2 separate regions of the Homo sapiens genome follow, and region 1 is linked to region 2. Evidence: chromatin loops called from intact Hi-C (ENCODE). Cell type or tissue: sigmoid colon. All regions are shown on one strand. Each heading gives the region's core, and the rest is flanking DNA. Links, peaks and the distances in the headings are about the cores only.

What was found. A loop is a pair of places that touch in the nucleus more often than their neighbours do. Peaks named below come from ENCODE experiments on the same cell type or tissue, not always from the same donor. Only the 100,000 strongest peaks of a DNase experiment are listed, where the experiment ranks them.
Region 1: it touches region 2 in a loop (2.5-fold over the local background); 85 of 110 quality-filtered maps call a loop at or near these places.

Annotation. Positions count from the first base shown.
Region 1 is chr1:208,078,251-208,087,776 of GRCh38, reverse strand. PLXNA2 (plexin A2) reads left to right here. Exons shown (of 32, transcript NM_025179.4): 10 at 3,197-3,397; 11 at 5,269-5,365; 12 at 8,327-8,517. Among named protein-coding and RNA genes, the nearest start is that of LINC02767, 120 kb to the right of the region's middle. In sigmoid colon, for the core only: no CTCF peak of the experiment used is centred there; a DNase peak (open chromatin) is centred at 1,136; H3K4me3 peaks cover 756 bases; H3K27ac peaks cover 188 bases.
Region 2 is chr1:208,025,381-208,034,906 of GRCh38, reverse strand. PLXNA2 (plexin A2) reads left to right here. Exons shown (of 32, transcript NM_025179.4): 27 at 315-414; 28 at 1,398-1,588; 29 at 3,148-3,317; 30 at 5,865-6,077; 31 at 6,748-6,898; 32 at 7,569-9,526. The coding sequence ends at 7,664. Among named protein-coding and RNA genes, the nearest start is that of LINC02767, 71 kb to the right of the region's middle. In sigmoid colon, for the core only: no CTCF peak of the experiment used is centred there; a DNase peak (open chromatin) is centred at 4,206; H3K27ac peaks cover 2,456 bases.

The DNA of each region.
Region 1 (9,526 bases), core at 537-8,536, 53 kb before region 2:
TCAGCCCTTACCACTGCAATTTCCACCCAAGATTCACAGATCCTTCATGAATATACTCACCAGAATCATCTCATAACCCAAAAGGCCTGTATCTTCCCATTTCCCAAGATGAAGAAAGCATACCTGGGGCACCAACCGCTTCTTTCCTTTGCCTTAGAGAATAGAAGGGAAAAAATCCTATTCTGTCTGACCTGAGAGCAATTGCCAAATAAAGAAACAAAGCATAAGACATTCTTTTTCTACTAGGGCAATCTTGGGGCCTGGTTCAGCATTTGGGAAGACCCTAATTGTTACCCTTACATTTGATTCTAAAAAGTCTGAAACAGCAGACCATGGGAAATTTCCTAAAATTCTAGAATCCCTTAAAAAAAAAAAAAACTCATGTAATAGTACTCATAAAGTCTACTCATGATTCTCCAACCTCCAGGCTGGACTGGACTTAGCCCAGCCTAAAAGATGAAAGTGTGTGTGTGTGTTACATATAGATAACATATGTGTTATATATAGGTATTACACATAACATCTATATAAAAGTATACTTTTTTTGGTCCACATTAAAAGGATTCAACAATCTTTTTTTACTAACCCCAGACATCATACTTCCAAAAGCACATCTTTAAGATCCTGCTACTGAAATTTGAATTTGTTGTCTAAGCTCATTAGAGATGAAAAACAACTGCTCGTCATTTACAATTCATCAGCTGGTTCGGAGTAAGAAAATCTCTCTCTCTTTCTCTCTGTCTCTCTGTCTGTCTGTCTGTCTCTCTCTCTCTCTCTCTCTCTCTCACACACACACAGAGAGAGAGAGAGAGAGAGAGAGAGAGAGAGTGCGAGAGAGACCATTATACCCCAGCCTTATTTCTAACTTAAATTCTAACATTAGATTTGATGCAGATATTTTAGCTGCTAACAGGAAGTGTTATCTCCTTTTCTATGAGATGCCTGGGCTTCCCTAAAGTGGTGCTCATCTTTTTTTTTTTTTTTTTTGGCTATAAATATATGAAAGAGTCTGTCAAGAGTGCCTGCAGGGAATGAAAGTGAAAGTGCAGTAAAGAGCAAGTTTATGAGTTGGCAGCTTGAGTGACTGGCTCCTAAACAGGGACCCATCTGTTCTGGGGTTGCCTTGTGATTCTCTCTCGTGGATGCCGTGCCTGCCTGGAGTCCTCACATGCAGGTGGCCAGCTGACAAGGGATGACACTGGTGAGCCTGCCGGTGTGTCCAGACCCTCTTAGGTGGGTTTCTGTGCAGAATTTCCCCCAGATCCGGCTCTTCAGAAATTGTCAGTAGTAAATTATCCTTAGTAAATGTGGACATGCCACTTTAGAAATCATGTGACTCCAAAACCCATGACTATTTCCAACTCCAGCTTTTGAGAACCAAATGCCTTCTCAAGTCTCTTCAAGCCCAGAAGGCAGGCTTTACCTCATCTCTAAAGAATCTACAAAGTTGGAGCTAAAAAAAAAAAGATTTTTTCACAGGTTGCTTTATTTTATTTTCTATTTACCCTCCCACAAGCAATGACATGCTTGACATGTCCGTTACATGTCAAGCACTGGCAGAAAGACTGGGGAGATGGAGGTGAGTAAGATGCAGCCTAATCCTCAAGAAGCTCACAGCCCAGTGAGGAAAGCAAATCAAGAAATTGTAATTCTGTGTGTCAAAAGCAATCATGGGTGAATATTCATAACTCATCCTGAAGCCAGTGCAGGGGCAGGGGCAGGGACGGCCTTGCAGAGAAGAAACTGGGCTGAGTTTGAAGGCTGATTAAGAGGTAATCAATTATTAATTCTCAGAGAAGGTGATGATTTAAAAAAACCAAAAAAGTAAAAGAAGAGGTAATCAACTAAAAGAGGGGCTGAAGCAGGGCAGCAGCAGGAGGAAGACAGGCAGGAGTGTGTGTTTCTAATAGACGGAAAAGCATGTTCAAAGGGCCAGAGGCAGATCCTGTAAGGGAGAGGGCATCTCAGAGTTAACCATACATTCAGTATGGCTGGACTATTATGTGCAAGAACCACAGAGTTCAGAGGGAGGTAGGCAAGGGCCAGATGCTGAACGGCTTGCAAGTGGGGCCCAGAGAAAAGAGGCAACAGCCCGAGCCACACCATGACAAGAGGTGGCCACAGGAGATTCCCTGTGTGAGGCTGTGCCGGCATTGCACAAGGCTTCTTAATTATTGCATTTGCCATTAGGAGGACAATATTTTTGTCATTGAACATGTCCTACACCTTGTAGGAAATCCAGCAATCCTGGCCCCTGGCATCAATGCCAGTAACACCCTCTGCAGGCCCTGTAGCAGCATCAGCCCCCAGACATTCCCAGAAGTTCCCCCTAAGAACCACTGCCCAGGAGAAGGGGACAGAGAAAGGGGAGCCTCCTATGAGAATTCCCCTAGTGATTCCCTGTGGAGGTGGTTCCCACATCATCACTGCCAGGGGCTACCAGGCTCATCTGCCCGAGGAGAGAAGGAGAAAGAGGAGATTGGCACAGTGGGGTGGCCCTTTGACCTCTGGTGGAAAATCAGCATCTAGTCATGGAGCTCCATAAATCAATCTGTCTTTCTCACTGTCTCTCTCTCATGGTCCTTCCCAAAGCCCCTCCCTACCAAGACTTTCTTTTTTGGTTTTGTTTTCCAAAGCAACATGGCATTCACGCAGGGCCTGGTAATGAAATGAGATTAAAAAAAAAAAAAAACAGAGCAAGTGTTTAGAGTATTGCTGGGAGGGCTTGATCCACCTTCTGGAAAGCCTAGCTCAGTCGGGGCTGGGAAGCTGAAGCTGCTGATAACGGATGCCCCAGGCATCGGCATCAGACAATGCAAGGGGCCGAGTATCTGGAGCTGGGGAACAAGATGAAACCCAGAGGTAGGGGTGCCAGGTTGGGGACAGGGACACGTGGAGGCTCTTTTATCCAGTGTCTCAGGAGATAAAATCCACAGCTTGCCACACTGTGCTTGAAAATTAATTCCTGAATTGTAACACACACAGCAGATACAGGACAACTTGTGGGACGGGGATGACAATATCAAAGCCCAGGAGCTAAGAGCGATTCCATTTTCCCTGCCCATTCCACGGGCCTTACATGAGGTAATATCCTGCTCTTGGGCAGCTCACCTGATACAAGAGGGGCCTGCCTGTCCCAGGCACATAGGACAGCATGAACAGGGGACAGATGGAGCCTCTTCGTTTGTTCCCCCAGGACTGTCCCCAGCTGGTGCCCACAGAGGAGATCTTGATTCCAGTCGGGGAGGTAAAGCCAATCACCCTTAAGGCGCGAAATCTGCCCCAGCCGCAGTCCGGCCAGCGAGGCTATGAGTGTGTCCTCAACATACAAGGAGCCATCCACCGGGTCCCCGCTCTGCGCTTCAACAGCTCCAGCGTTCAGTGTCAGAACAGCTCGGTAAGAAAACGCAGGCTGGGCCCTGCCTGGAGCAGGGCTTCCTCTCACACTCGTGCTGGGGCCTCAGTATGGCCAGCCCTGGCTTCCGGAGCCTTCCAGGTTCACAGGCTGAGCCCACATCCCCAGGGATGCAGGAGCCAGCCAGCACCCCAGCCGCTCAGCCAGAGCAGGGCAGGTGACTGGTGCCAGAGGAGACAGTTCCGTGAGGACCCTCATGGCAGACACTGAGATCTTTGTGCCCTTTCTGAAGTTGATTTTTTAAATTTTAAATTTTTTTATTTTTAATTTTTGTGAGAACACAGTAGGTGTATGTATTTATGGGCTACATGAGATGTTTTGATACAGGCGTGCAATGTCAAATAATCACATCATGGACCTTTCTGAAGTTGAAAGAGCACCTCTTTGTCTTCAGTGAAACTTGAACCAGAGCGAGTCAACTCCACCCTACACCCCATTCCACATCCCCATTCAGGGAGTGAATAACCAGGAGGGTGCTCCACAGGCAAAAGCTGGAGAAGAGAGGGACAGGAAGTGAGATGGGAGGAGGGGAGGTGGGAGGGGAGGGGTAGGAGGAAGCAGTGAATTTCAGGAGCAGCAAGGGTTAAACCAATCCAGAATGGCAGACAGAGAGCATGAGGTGTTTAATTATAATACTAACCCCAAGAAGATCTTTTTATCTGCCAGCTCCCTGTCTCTGACTGTGGGGGGTCAGCTGGAGATGAGGGAGGGGAGGATGTGACAAAGGTGTTGAGGGAAGCTAATTCGCCTGGGAGAGATAAAGGGAATCTGGGCCTCTTATCAGGGAGCTGTCAGATTCCCAGGTCACAGGCGCTTGATAGATAGAATTTGTAATCGGTGGAAGGCCGCCAAGCGCAAGGGGAAGGCAGGATGAGAAAGAAAAGGGACACAACAAAGGGAGGCAGTGGGCAGGGGAGGGCGGGAGCAGAAGGCTGACAGTGACATGCCCTTCAGAGCTGAAGAGTGGGGGGTCGGGAAGATGCCCCGAGGTCTCCATCACAGGGTGCCAGGACTGGCCACCCAGGGGTGTTATTTCTGAAGTGTGAAGGGGCTAAATGTCTTCTGTGGGATCAGCACAAGAGAGAAAGTCATAGACTCCTGGCCACAGCTAGAGGACTTTAACGATAGGGCTGATGAGATCTGTGCCCGGAAAGCTGTGGGCTGATGAGGTCTGTGTCCGGAAAGCTGTGGGCACTTCTCCCTAGTGGACCATTGGCTAAAGTAAGGCTCGTGCGGAAATAGAGGGCCACCGCAGGGGTTGGCCAGGTGACTGCTCGATGAGACTCTCGGCCTTACAAGAGTAGTAAGAGGGCATTAGCTCTGCCTCTGGAGACACATGGACTTTTTAGGGAGACACGTGAAAAGAGGCACAGCAGATCCTGGAAAGTGCCAGTGCAAGACAGAAAGTGGCAACACCAGGGGATGGACAGTTTGAGGCAGATCTGCAGGGTTGTGGGAGAGGACTCCTGGGGAAAGTAGAGCTGAGCTGGGCTAGAAGAATACGGGTGGGTTAAAAGGATGGAGGTTGTAGGGAGACGGTTGCATTCCTTATGAGATAGGAACTCAACAAAGACAGAGAGGGGCTTAAGAAGATGTGTTTGGAGAAAGGTAGATTCAAAGCTTTCCACGGGAGAGCAGTGGAGGAGAAAGCTGGAGGAGTCAGTTTGCATCCGATTATGCAGGGCACTGAATGCCAAGCTAGGAGGCTTGGGTGGGATTCTCTTGGCATTAGTGACTGGGATTCAGGGAAAGAGCGTCATAATAATCTGAGCAGCATGCAGGGTTTGTCTGCATCCCTGACCCCTGTGATAGAGAGCCACATGAGCCCCATGCCTCTGCCCGTCTCCCTATAGTACCAGTATGATGGCATGGACATCAGCAATCTGGCCGTGGATTTCGCTGTGGTGTGGAACGGCAATTTCATCATTGACAACCCTCAGGACCTGAAAGGTAAGCGGCTACTTCCGGGTAGAAGTTTGATCTTTTCACGACCCCGGGAAAGACTGGGGCTAGAGGGATCAGAGCCAGCCAGCCGCTGTGCCATGAATAATACACTCCCTCTGTCGGCGGAACTCTTCAGAGGATCCTAAAGCAACATTTGGAGTCATCAAAGGAGTCCTGTTGGGAGCCCTGTTTTATTACAACCAGAGCATCCGCTGGGCGGCCGCCGGCCCATCCACGTTATTCTTTGGCTCCTGCAGGCTTTGAAGTGTCTGTGGAACCTGACCTAGGAGAACAGCAGGCAGGAACGTCCGGCTAGTTTCCCTGGAAATGGAGATATTGTTTCCAGTCAGGCTCTTGTTCCCCTGTCCTTGGCCCTGGTCACAATCACTGCACAAAGAGGGTTTTTAAGGCTGCTCTCCAGTTCCTGAGGTGGGCGGGAGAGAGCAGCATGCAGAGTCCAGCTCACATCGGGAGCAAAGAATTCAGGAAGGGGATCTGGCTGAAGAAGGAGGGGTGCTCCATGAGGGTGACCCTTATTCATCGTCCTATAAACTCATGTCGAGCTCCTCCCATGTGCCAGTTAGGCCCGACCCTCAGTGCAGCAAATGCCAAGATTCCACCCTGCTCTCGAGAATGATAAAAGTGACTCCAATATGATGAGGACTCGTGATGGGTAGACACTCACTAAGTAATTTATTAGAGATTATTTTCCTTAAGCATCACAATAACTCTGAGAGGTATGTACTATTATTATTCTCATTTTCTAGATGAGGAAACTGAGACCCAAAGAGATTAAGAAATGGGCCACGAGTCAGATAGTAAGAGCTGGGATTGGAACCAAGACAGTCTAATTTCAGAGCTCGCAAACTGAGCCACATCACTGTGAGGATCTACTACTTAGGCCACTGTAGGATTTAAACTCCTTCCCCCCTGGAATATATTCCTATCCCCCACACTCCTCCTACCCTCAGCCACAAGCCTTGCCACACTTCAAGTAGCTAGGGTTGTCACAAGCCTCTGCTTCCACCTGACGGATCAGCCAATGGAGATGGGGTAGGGGGCAAGGCCATAGCAGGGGCTGCAAGTTTTTCAGCATCTTTAGGGCTGTAGCTCCCTGTCCCAAATGCTGCCATTAAAATCAAGGCTACTTAGACTGGGAGAAAGGAACGGAGCCAGGAGGATTATTTTTTTCTATTTCTCCTCATACCCAGGCCAAACTTTCTCACTGCTAAAACATAGGAGACAATTACCCTGCTGGGGATCTGGGCTTAGATCCCAGAGGTTGCCTTAGCACCTGGAGCTTAGAGAGCAGCCACATCCGAGCTGTTGCATCGGAAACTCTACTTGTGACTCTTGCAATGTTGAAGAAGCTCTGAGAGTGCACAGACAGCGTTGTCTTCACATTCGTATCACCTCCACCCACTAGCCTGAGTGTCTCTGCCGGCTGCGCATTGGGCTGGGTGGAGAGGACCACACCATTTAAAGACTCAGGTTCTAGAATCCAGCAAAGTGGGGTTCACCTGCTGGCTCTTTCACTTACAGCTGTGTGAACTCAGATGAATGACTGTTCCCCTTTACATCCAGTCTCCTTATCTGTGAAGTGGAGGGAAGGATGCCCACTTCTCAGGGTCACCGTGAGGATCAAATGAGCTCATGGGTATGAACCATGTGGTACATATTTATAGATGCTCAGTGTGTACTCATTCATTTTAAGATTCCCATTTCCTGCCCTCTACCTTACAAAGCGATAAGCATGAGGGTATTTAAATATAGGCCCTGCAGCTGGGACTAAAGGATGCTGGACATAGCAGAGGAACAGGATGAGGACCTATGGGAAGAATTTTAAAATTACCCTTTCCCTGGGGCATGTGTCTCACTTTCAGCAACGGCATACCACCTGGTCCTGAAAGCTTACATGTGCTTGACCAAAAGAGTGGAAAAATGACTTTTACGTGTTTTGCTTTTGGAGAATTCTACTTGTAACTCAAAATCTCAGCAGGCAAGGAGCTAAGACCAGGTTCCTGAACCTGAAGCACAGTTCACTAATTCGCTGGTTATACTAGCACTTTTAAGTCAGCAGGAGACAAAAAAAAAGACAAAGGGTTTGCACACTCCAAATGTTACTATTTAAATAGCCAGTTTGCCCTCTCTGGGGACATATTCTCCATTCATAAGGGCTGGGAACAGACTGTGTCACCCCCTTTTTTTTAATCAGCAATGCTTCCCTCACTGCTAGCCACCTGGCCTTTCTTTAACCCCAAGCTGACTCCCGTCTCAAACCCATGCAATTTCCAGTTTGCCAGACAACAGTCCTCACTTCTCAGGACCTACCATTAAGCAGCAAAGCAAGTTGGAGTTTGAAGATTCCAGTTTGGGTCACTAATTTTACTAAGCTCTAAGAGTCATTATCTCTCCCTGAGCCTCATTTTTCCTTCAATGGAGGAAAGCAGCCCTTACCTCCTGCATGAGGACCATATGTGAGAGTGGAGAATAAGAGAGATGGCAGCATAAGAATATAGCACGAGTTCAAAGAAAACATAATAAACATATATAGGGCATCAGATATGTTACAGGCACTGTGCTAAGCACTTAATATACATTATCTTATTCCAACCTCACAAAAAAAAACAACGATTATCTTCATGTTAGAGATTAGGTAAGTGAGGTTCAAGGAGGTGGAATCCTCTCTCACATTGCTAGGAAGTAGTGAGGCCACAATTAAAGCCCTAATCTGATTCAATCTAGAGCCAGAATTCTTAAATAATATTATTCTTCCTAGTGCCCTTAAGTGACTGGTAAGAGGCTCAATTTACTAATTCCTCAGTCATTCTTGCAATGATAATGATGATTGGTGGTGTTATCCATGGTGGGGAAGAGTTTCTATCATTTCTATCACACCTGCAAGAGGAGGGTGCATTGTGAGCAGCCCTTTCTGGTTTCATCTGTGACCACCTGCTCTCTTTGCAGTCCATCTCTACAAGTGTGCAGCCCAGCGGGAGAGCTGCGGCCTCTGCCTCAAGGCCGACCGGAAGTTTGAGTGTGGCTGGTGCAGCGGCGAGCGCAGGTGCACCCTCCACCAGCACTGTACCAGCCCTTCCAGCCCCTGGCTCGACTGGTCCAGCCACAATGTCAAGTGCTCCAACCCTCAAATCACCGAGGTAAGTCCTGCAAGTCTCTAGAGCAGGAAGGGGTGGCCAAGAGCTGACCCCAAGACAGTGGGAGAGGAGTGCAAATTGAGACTCTGTGGACAAATTATTGGCGTACAGTGAGTTTAATGTGGGGGGGTGTAGGAAACCTCTCGCGTGTGTCTTAACGGCCCCTGTCTAGGTATAAGAGGTAAGTGTATGGAAGCGCATCCTCATGCCTGCGCATGAATGTACAAGCGCATTGGTGTGCACGTGCACACGACAAGGGAGGCAGAGCCAACCCAGTCTCCCTGCCAGGCTGGCTGAGCCAAGTGAGGAGGAGAAATTGGCTCCATGGTGGGTGAACATTTCAGAAAACAGGTTTAGCTTTTCTCAGCAGAAATGTGATTTCAGGAGCCGCAATTAGCTCGGAGTTGCAAAGCTGAAAATGGAAGAAGAGAGTAAAGGCAGGCACTACATTAGCCACCGTGCCATTTCCCAGGATTTACTCCCCGTCCCAATTTTTTCATGCATTTTAATGGAAAGAAAAGGAAGTTAATTATCCTGGGGAAAAAATGATGTTTCCAAAATAGCAAATTCCAAAGGAAGATGATGTGGATGAAAATGCAATTGCTTGGGTTTCAAATGGCCTGGGAGAGGAGTTGCTGTATTTAACTTTGGTTGTGTTCTGTGCTCCCTCTTCACTGCTCCCTAGTCTATAACTGTCACTCATGCTTTGAAACTAACTGCACTTTCCTGGTGGTGGCTAGGAATAAAGGCCCAGGCAGGTACCCAGTGATCTGCATGTTTAAGAAAGGAGGAAGAGGCTGCTCCTTTTCTGCCTCTTCCCTGAGCTGCTGCACCATCCTTTTCCCTGCTTCATTTTCCCTGCTGGCCAAGGAAAGCAACTCTGGTCCTCACCTATGTCACAGAATATTGGGAAACTTCTAGAACGTCTCTATGATTATATCAAAACCCCAGATCAGTTTTAAAAAGAAACCCTCAAGATAGAATGGGTGCTGCTAACCTACAGATAGGTTAT
Region 2 (9,526 bases), core at 539-8,538:
CATACTGTCATTGAAATCCAGCATGTAATGTATATTTATAGCACATCTCAATTTAGACACAGCTCATCTTAGTTGGGATTAACCACATTTCAAATGCTCAATCCACACACATGGCAAGTAGCTATTTGATTGGGTTATGCAGCTCTAACCCAATAAAAGCTCAAAAAACAGCAGTAATGGTTGTTTCTGGTATTCCTGTACTCCTTGCTCTCTACCCCACAGCTATCTTATAACCCTCTAGAAATACTTGACTATCCAACTTCCCAAGACACCTACATTCACCTTTTGTACTGTACCTTTTGTACCCTTCTCAGGTGTCAGACAGGTCGGTGGTGGCTCTGGTCCCCAAACAGACCTCCTCCTACAACATCCCTGCCTCTGCCAGCATCTCCCGGACGTCCATCAGCAGATACGGTGAGAACCACGAGGGCAGACTGGGCAGCTCAGAGCAGAGTCTTCTGAGACCTAGCAGGGCCCACTCGCTACCCCTTCTAACAGCAGGCAGCCCTTGCTGCTGCTGGCCCAATCACAGGCTCCTGCCAGTTGGTTTCTGTCCTCCCTAGTCCAGGCATTCCCAGGCAGCCTGCGCCCTCAGAGCCGTGGGAGCAGGTGGCACCATGTGCCCTTTGTTTGATATCCCAGCCTGGTAGAGGAGTCGGAGTGGCCCAGAACCAGGAAGGCACCTGGCTGGGGGTTCATATATCCCAGGTTGCCTGGGCCAGTCCAGTTTATGCTTGTTGTCCTGGCTGAATTATTAAGAGTGCCCCCTTTTACTCTCAGAAGTGTCCCAGTTTGATCAATAAATTAGTCCGAGGAGTACTGGGGCCCCCAGGCCCTCCGGGCAATGAGGTTATGGCACCTCCTTGTCCCTTATTTTATTTGCTCTGGTTTCATGTATGCACTAAGGCCTTGGGCTTCTCAACCAAAGGGCACCACAGGACTGAACCCAGCAGCACCAAAAAGGGCTCAGGAAATCCCATACCCCAGGCCCCATGCAAGAAGAGACCCTTAACTCCCAAGAGGAGAATTACAACTTGCAGCTCTTTAGTATCCAGATTTCTATTAAAACACCGACGAAAATATCCTATTGACATTTTACCTATTAATTATTCATTGCTGGGAGTGTCAGAGTAGAGGGGACTCCCAAATTCCCAAGGATGTCTCTAATTCACAAAATTTATAAATCCTTTTCTAAAAAAGCCTTCAAGCTCTTCCGTCCTCATGCCAACCAAGGATCCCTAAAATAACCTACCATATATGAGGTCCCAACGGTCCCCTTTCAGCTGAAATGAGTTTATTCTGAGTGGATGCAGCAGGCGGGCAGGGATTCTGGAAGGATTCTACAAGCAAGGCTGGTGACTGTTACTCACAGCCCTCCACCAACCCCTTCTCCTCAGACTCCTCCTTCAGGTATACGGGCAGCCCCGACAGCCTGCGGTCCCGGGCCCCGATGATCACCCCAGACCTGGAAAGTGGGGTCAAGGTGTGGCATCTGGTGAAGAACCATGACCACGGTGACCAGAAGGAGGGTGACCGGGGCAGCAAGATGGTGTCCGAGATCTACCTGACCCGGCTACTGGCCACCAAGGTAACTCCCCCTCTGCCCAGACCAGGGAGTGCTTGTTAAAGGAGCACATCCTGCCCCTCCACAACACAGAAAGGATGTCTGGAGTGTGTCCTTCAAGAGGACCCATTCAGACAGTCCAGGTACAGCCAGACCTGGTGGCTCATGCCCATAATCCCAGCACTTTGGGAGGCCAAGGCAGAAGGATGCCTTGAGCCCAAGAGTATGGGACCAGCCTGGGCAACATATCAAGACCCGATCTCCACTAACGAAAAAAAAAAAAGAGGACAAAATTGGAAAAAAAAAAAGAGAGAGAGAGAGATAGTCCAGTTCCCTGGGCAGGGCTTCCAAAGGATCAGGCCACCGCTGTTCTCTACCCTTTGGCAAAAATAGCAAATATATCTTTGCTTTCTGCGTACTTCTTGAGACTACTGTTTCACTTCAGAGGAGTAACTCTCTCCCTCTGGACCCCTTAAGCTTTAGGAAGGCAGTGGGGTTTCTTGCTGATATTAGTTGGATAGATATGCTGGCCTTTCTATCCCCTTTCTGGCCACAATGGGAGGGAAAGCACAGAGGCCTGGCCCTGCCAGTAATCCAAGGGGAGGCTTCCTCTTCCCATCCCATCCCACCCCAGCTACCCCCAAATGTTGATGGAAGTGAGGCTTCATCTTTTAGCCTTCCTAGCAGGTAGCAAAATAAGCCTGTAAGTATGACAATCAAAGAGCCAATGTTTTCCACGCAGGGCTAGATTTCAAATATTCTCCCCGATGGACCCTCCAACAATGGCACTGAAGTTTTAATACAGTGGCATCCAACTTACAGCTCTCACACTTGCTCCCAGAGTGGCCCAGAAATATTCCACGAGACCCCATGTCTCCATTTTAGCTTTGCCTAATATGCTCAGCATAACAACAAGAGACCAACAAAGAGATAACAGAAAAAGCTAGAGGTTTCTGCTGACCCTCAGAGGTGTGCCATGAGCCTGTAAACTGTGGGAGCCAGGCCCAGTCTTATTCCTGCCCCAGAGACCCTCCAAAGCCCTGTGGATCAGCACTCTGCCTGTGGGGAGGTGGTTCTTGAGTCTAGACCCTTCACCCACATTCCACATTCCAGATACCACTTGTCTCAGGTCACTAACATCCTAAGCCTCTTCATACCTTCCTAACAGACTCTCCTGGTCCTGCTGTGCTCCTGCCAGGAGGCACCCAGTCCTCCAGCTTGTTCCTCGGACACTGTTTCCGGACTGGCTTGCAGCCTGTGCCCCCTCATTCACCCATGGGAAGCCCGGACCCGGGGCACTTCCTGTCTTCCTGTCAAAGACCCTGAGCCTACACCCTGTGTGGAATGTGGAATGTGGCTGCAGGTTGGAGGAGAGATTCTTCCCCAGGATTCACAGCCCACCCAGTTTCTCCCACCTCCCCAGCTAACCAATAGTACCCTTCCCCACCCCGCAACACTGCCTGCACAGCCTCGTGTCCCAGACAAATTTCCAAGGCAGGATGGGTCCAAGGCACCATCTGGTATGCCTGTCTGCTACCTGCCGTCACCCCCCTCCATCTTACTCTCCCCCACCCCTCCTCCAGGGCACCCTGCAGAAGTTTGTGGACGACTTGTTTGAGACCTTGTTCAGCACTGTGCACCGGGGCAGCGCTCTCCCCCTGGCCATCAAGTACATGTTTGATTTCCTAGATGAGCAGGCAGACAGGCACAGCATCCATGACACAGATGTGCGGCACACCTGGAAAAGCAACTGGTAAACCCTCGGGGAGCTCAGCAGGAGGTGCAGCCTGGAGAGGCCTGGAGCTAAGAGGGATGAGGACCAGGAGATGGGAGGGTGGGAGGATAGCCTATTCTCGGCTGGGGCTGGGTGATCCAAAGCTCCTGGAACAAACAGTGCACATATGCTCTGCAGAGCCCACACGGTCCCCAGCTGCCTGTGCCAAGTGGGGCCTGCCTGGCTTGAGGCACAGCAATAGGATGCACCCTTGAATTCTGCCCCTCCAGGTTGTGACCAGTACCCCAAGAAGAGCCTCCTCCCCTGGCTCTGAGATCTCTGGTTCTCAGGAGAAGGGAGCTGGGGGAACCTATGCAAAGAGCTGCATTTGAAGCCTGCAGCAGAGCTTCACAGCCAGACATCGTGGGGCATTCTGAGTGGGGCAGTTCTAAGGCACTTCCTGAGATGGGGAATCCCTGAATTAAACTGAGACGCCCGGTGAAGTTGGTCAGCACCGGAGAGGGAGTTCACACCTGCTATAGACTTGAGCCCACTGACAGGGAGGATTTCATTGCAAACTTGATCTCTTAAGGCCAAGTGATTATCCTGGCGCCATAGCTTTCAGGAAGCAGCAGGCAGAATGCCCTGCAGGCATGACTCTCTCCCCTAAAGTCATCTCTGCAACCAGACCAGCAGTGGGAGAAGCCCTCAGGCCCCTGGTATGAGACTTTATCCTCATGGGTTTTGAACCTGGACCACAGACCAAGCTAAGGACTGGCTTTCAGGTCAGACAGGACCCGGCCAAGAGCTGGCATCAAAAGGCTTCCTTTGGGAAAGAGCACAGAGAGGGGAGAGGGGAGGTCCAGGCATTTGGGTTGGGCAGGCAGCCCACGCAGCTGTCTGGAGTTAGCGGTCTCCTCAGAAAACAGAGCCGACACAGATGGGCCCAGGCTGTTATTTGGGAATCAAAAGTCCTAGCAACCAACAAAACACTTTGGAAAAAGCCAACCCCAGCCCCATCTCTTCCTTCCTCCTCCCGGGTCTTGTGGTCGCTGAGCCTTCCTCAGTCTGCAGCTTTGATCACAGTGGAGTGAAACGAACAGGCTGGGGTGGCCCTGGGGTTAAGAGCCCACAGTCCACTTTGCCAGGACAGGCCTTCCATCTGCATTCCCTGGACAGCACATGCCTGTCCCCTTTGCTTTGGAGCATCCCCGGCCCAGCGCTGGGAGAGGGCACTTCAGGGGAAATCAAGAGAAAGTCCAGGGTTATCCGCATCTCTGTGCCTTCTGTGTGCTGGCCAGATCCAAGTAATAGAAATGGACTACCCTGGCATCGTGGTGTGGAGAGAGTTTCCTTAACCAGACCTCAATAGCAAATGTCCAGGGAAAGATTACCAGAAACTACCCAAGGCTGCCAGAAGAAGGGGAGGGTAGAAGAGATGAGTCAGCTCTCAGCTGCAGCAGCTTCTCCCAGGCTAGAGGAAAGTGAGGGATCCTGTTGTGTTTTGGAAGATAGGCAGAAATCATCGTGGAAGGGCTTGAGGCTGGGTAAAGCAGATCTTCCCCAAGACCTGGCACTACTGAGACATTTGGGAAAGTTTGGGGCCCATGAGAGTCAAGAGAAGATGAAGGAGGGGAGAGAAGAAGAAGCTGGGGAGCTGGGAACATCATCTCAGGCTGGAGGACAAGCCTGTGACAGGACCGGTTCCACAGAGGAGTCAAAAGAGTTAAAGCCCAGAAGGCAGCTGGAAGAGAAGGCAAAGCTGGAAAAGGAAGTAAAAGCAGCAGCTGTTCTGATTTTGAAGGAGAGTAAATGGGCTTATTTGCTTTATGGTCTAAGGAGCAGAGAAAACTCATTCTCCTCTGGTTATAAATTCCCGAGTTGCAGAAGGAAGTCTCCTAACTACTGATCGGTTCCTCTTGGGGTGGGAAAATCTCTGAGCTACAGTGAGTCATTCCCAGGATGCCAACAATGGCCTCCACTTCTCCCTCTGCCCCTGCCCAGATACAAGAACGCCCTGGGGAGAGTCATGAAAGAACTTCCCCCAGGGGAGCCCATTCCTCGGCCCAGCCAGGCCAGGCCAGCCCTGGGAAGTAGCTTGGGCAGCCGGGCTGGGCGGGGAGCGCAGGTGGCGCCCTTTGTGCCTGCTCCGAGGCTGAGCCTGGGGCTCCTGGCTGCCTTCTTCCGGACAATGGCCACGGGCACTGTGAAGGGACTCCAGGAGCCTGGTGGCTTTGTGTGAAGCCCTGAGAAAATGTGCTGTCCTCTGTTCTTGGGCTTGCCTAGGGGCACAGAGTCCTTTAGAAAAGTCTCCCAGAAGGGAACAGAACACACCCAGGCCCACCCCTCGGATGTTAGAGATCAGGGTCAGTGCCCCCATTAGGGTACAAAGTGCCTCTCCTTCCATTTCTCCCAGGTCAGTAACAGCTTTGGCTAAATTAACCCTGGCTGGACCCATTTTCTTCCATTTTACTCCTTTGCCCCTTCAGGTGGACAATTTGACCTTTGATGGGGAAGAATATCAGTGGGCAGCAGAAGGGGCACGGCCCGCATGCATTCTCAAGTCTTCTCTGCCTTTCCCCACAGCCTCCCTCTGCGCTTCTGGGTGAACGTGATTAAGAACCCCCAGTTCGTGTTTGACATCCACAAGGGCAGCATCACGGACGCCTGCCTCTCTGTGGTGGCCCAGACCTTCATGGACTCTTGTTCAACGTCAGAGCACCGGCTGGGCAAGGACTCCCCCTCCAACAAGCTGCTCTATGCCAAGGACATCCCCAGCTACAAGAGCTGGGTGGAGAGGTCAGTAGCACCCTCAGGACAGGCCCATGCCCTTGTCTCCCTGCCCATTCCCCGCTCTATAGTCATCACTGACTAAGGACTCAGACGACGGTGTCTGTCATCTCTTCAGGACCTCCCACTCCCCTCCCTGCCACACCCCCTGCTGCGGGAGGAAGGGTGGCTTTGTGCCCGTGGAAGTCAGATGATTATCATCCTAATTACTATTCATTGAGCATGTGCTAAGCATTCAGCATTCTGATAAAGATTTTGTGTGTATCATCTCATTAAAATGTCCAGCAGAGTTGTGAAGCCAGTATTATTATTATCCCCATTTTACTGATAAGGAAACTGAGGTACAGAGAGGGTAAATAACTTGCCCTGCGTCACACAGCTAGCAGGTAGCAGAGCTGGGATTTGAACACAAAGAGCCTGGTGAGAGTCTGGGCTTTTAACCACTCTGTTGGGCACCGCAGCCACGAGCTCTCGGCTAGATGGAATCTACTGAAGAAACTCTGGCCTTCAGCCTCAACCTCAGCATGAAGCAAGAGGCCAGAGGAAGCCACATCAGAAGAGAAATAGGGAGGCAGGAGCAACTGGGTACATCAGTGCCCTCGAAGGACCTGGGCCCGGGGTAGCTATAGGTAAATGTTTGCTGAGGCCTCCACCAAGGCGCCTATCCTGTCTCTGGCAGATACTACGCAGACATCGCCAAGCTCCCAGCCATCAGTGACCAGGACATGAATGCCTACCTCGCCGAGCAGTCCCGCCTGCACGCCGTGGAGTTCAACATGCTGAGTGCCCTCAATGAGATCTACTCCTATGTCAGCAAGTATAGTGAGGAGGTGAGACAGGGCCCCAGCAGGGACAGAAACCAACAGGCAAGGAGCAGGAAGCCTGACTCAGTCCTTAAATAGATGGCAATTTAGAAAACACATTCAGGGAGTCAGAAGCCCATGAGCTCGAAAATTATCATTCCTTTATGAGGCAACTCAACTCCTGATTCACTGAAGGCTTTATACACTTCATTGTCTTTCACTCATTGTTAACACAATAAATAACACTTTTAATCATTTGTTTTTCAGTTCAAAGTATGGTATAATTAATTTCATTCTCTCTTAATGAATCAAACTATTCTTTGCATTCGGGCAGATCCTGTCAGTTACATTTCAGATAGACAGGTGGACCCTAATATGAATAGAGATTGATTAGGATACCTTTGGAAAACTCACAAAGCTTCTTTAGCATTGAACGTGAAAGTAGTAGTAGTAGTAGCAATAATTAACACTTGCATAGCACTTCCTATGCCAGAGAATGTTTGAAACACCATACATACATACATATATATAGGTGTGTGTGCATGTATTCATTCAGTTAATCATTTAAATTATTTAAGGTTATGTGCATGAAGGCAGAATGGAAAGGTAGACAGAGGGCAAAGAGGGAACGACTCCAGAAAATGGTGTCTTCTATTCTGAGTCCTGAAGTCTTCCTGCCTTTGTTTTTGCTCCTCAGCTCATCGGGGCCCTAGAGCAGGATGAGCAGGCACGGCGGCAGCGGCTGGCTTATAAGGTGGAGCAGCTCATTAATGCCATGTCCATTGAGAGCTGAGAGGAGGAGCCTCGCATTCCTGGGAAGAGGGACCTGTCCAAGCTGTCACACTGGGAGTCTCAGATGGAAGGACAAGTGATGGGGATCAGGCCCCAGAGCTTGCTGTCCCCTGAGACCCCATCCTGGGGAGAGGGGAGGACTCCTCTCCCTACGCCAGCCAAGTTTCGTCATAGCCAGTTCCAGCTGGGAGAGACAGTGGGCGTCGTCCATCCTCAGTGAGAACACCAGAGAACCCGGGGCCGGGAGAAGGTGGTTCTTCAAGCCGAGAGGCACGAGCTGGGGACAGTTCTGCCTCTGTGACTGCTGCTTTGCATGAAAACTCATTTGATGTATATTGGGGAAATAATGAGAACTTTATTTAATTTTTTTAAGAAAAAGGGAAAAAAACAGAAATAAAACAAAAAGCCGCCCTGTTAATCCCGTCCAACTTTTGTTTAATTCTGATTTCTGTCTCCCTTCCATCTTTTCTCCCATTCCTCCTTCTTTATATAATGCCTATTTCCAAATGCCAGAGAAAGCAGAGATGCTGAGAGACATTGGAGAGAAAATGACTGTCTCCTTTTCCTTGAAATTAAAAAAAAAAAAAAAAAGAGAAAGAGGAGAAGAAGAATGATGAGCACAAGTATGCACCAAACACTTCGCAAAAACAGAGGCCAGTAAAACCTGGAATTATCCCGGCAGCCAGAGGAGTATGGAACTTCCAGAACTTTGCACAAATTGCAAAGCCATCAAGAGCTCACCCTGGCTGACTGGAAACTGAGCTTTATCTACCACACACCTGTATATTCTCATCTTTTGAGAGGAGATGTGTACCTAGATAGTACCAATGCTTTTTGCTACTGTTTTTTGTTTTGTTTTATTTAATCCTAAACCTCAACAAATGAGGAGCTGGTCTTTGATATGTTTCCTTTCAATTTCCCTAAAGTTACTATGAGAAGTGGGGTGAGGTGGGCCTCTCCCAGACCAGACACCTGGCAGCCCTGCCTCATATCAATCCCTGTCATAAACCAGGCACCCTGGGGAAACGGCCTGGAGGTGTGTGGGCCAGGCCTCCACGAGGTTCCATTTGAAAGTTGATTTGGAGACATAGGTGTTTGACTTTGGAGTTCACTCCAATCATCCAGTGGTCCCTGGCAATTAAAAAGAAAACAAAAATCAAACACTGTTTACAGCAAGCAATACTTGAAGAGCATAGGTTACAGAAGCTGCAGTATTTATTATTATGCTTTCTTTCTTTCATTCTCTCGTGCCTGGAGAGGGGAGACCACCCTTCGCTCATATACGGAAGCTCCTGACCATCTGGGCCTACAGCACTTCCTCAGTAGAAATGACTGTGGCATGCCCACGTTACTACCTTCTGCCTCTCTTTCTGCCTCTCACGGACTTGTGAGTGTGAAGGACAAGTGGATGACTTCTCACTGGACTTTCCTTCTCTGTCTCTTCTGATGATGCCTAAAACTATGGATAACCAATTCTCCTGAGTGTAGATTCCAAACAAAGAGACCAAAGCTCCATGCCCAGGTCCAAAGGCCCCATAGAAGCCAGTGGGAGTCATCGAGAGGAAAGGCGCTCTGTGAGTGTCAGGACCTTGGTGGCCAGGATAGCCATCAGAGTGTCCAGGCCTCCCACATTACCTTGGATCCGAGCAGCCAGCTCCAACTGTTCTGCAAGCAGCACTGGAGTCAGGGGGTAGGAGGACAAGTGGAAGCAAAGGTGTGGGACTGGGGAAGACAAAGAGGAACAAGCTGCCCTTCCTCACTTTTCAAAGGGTCAGGAATCCTAGGCTATGATGCTGGGAAGCTAGACCAGCTCCTCCAAGAGAGACTAGACCAGGGTCATTTTCTCTGTTATTAACTCTGGGC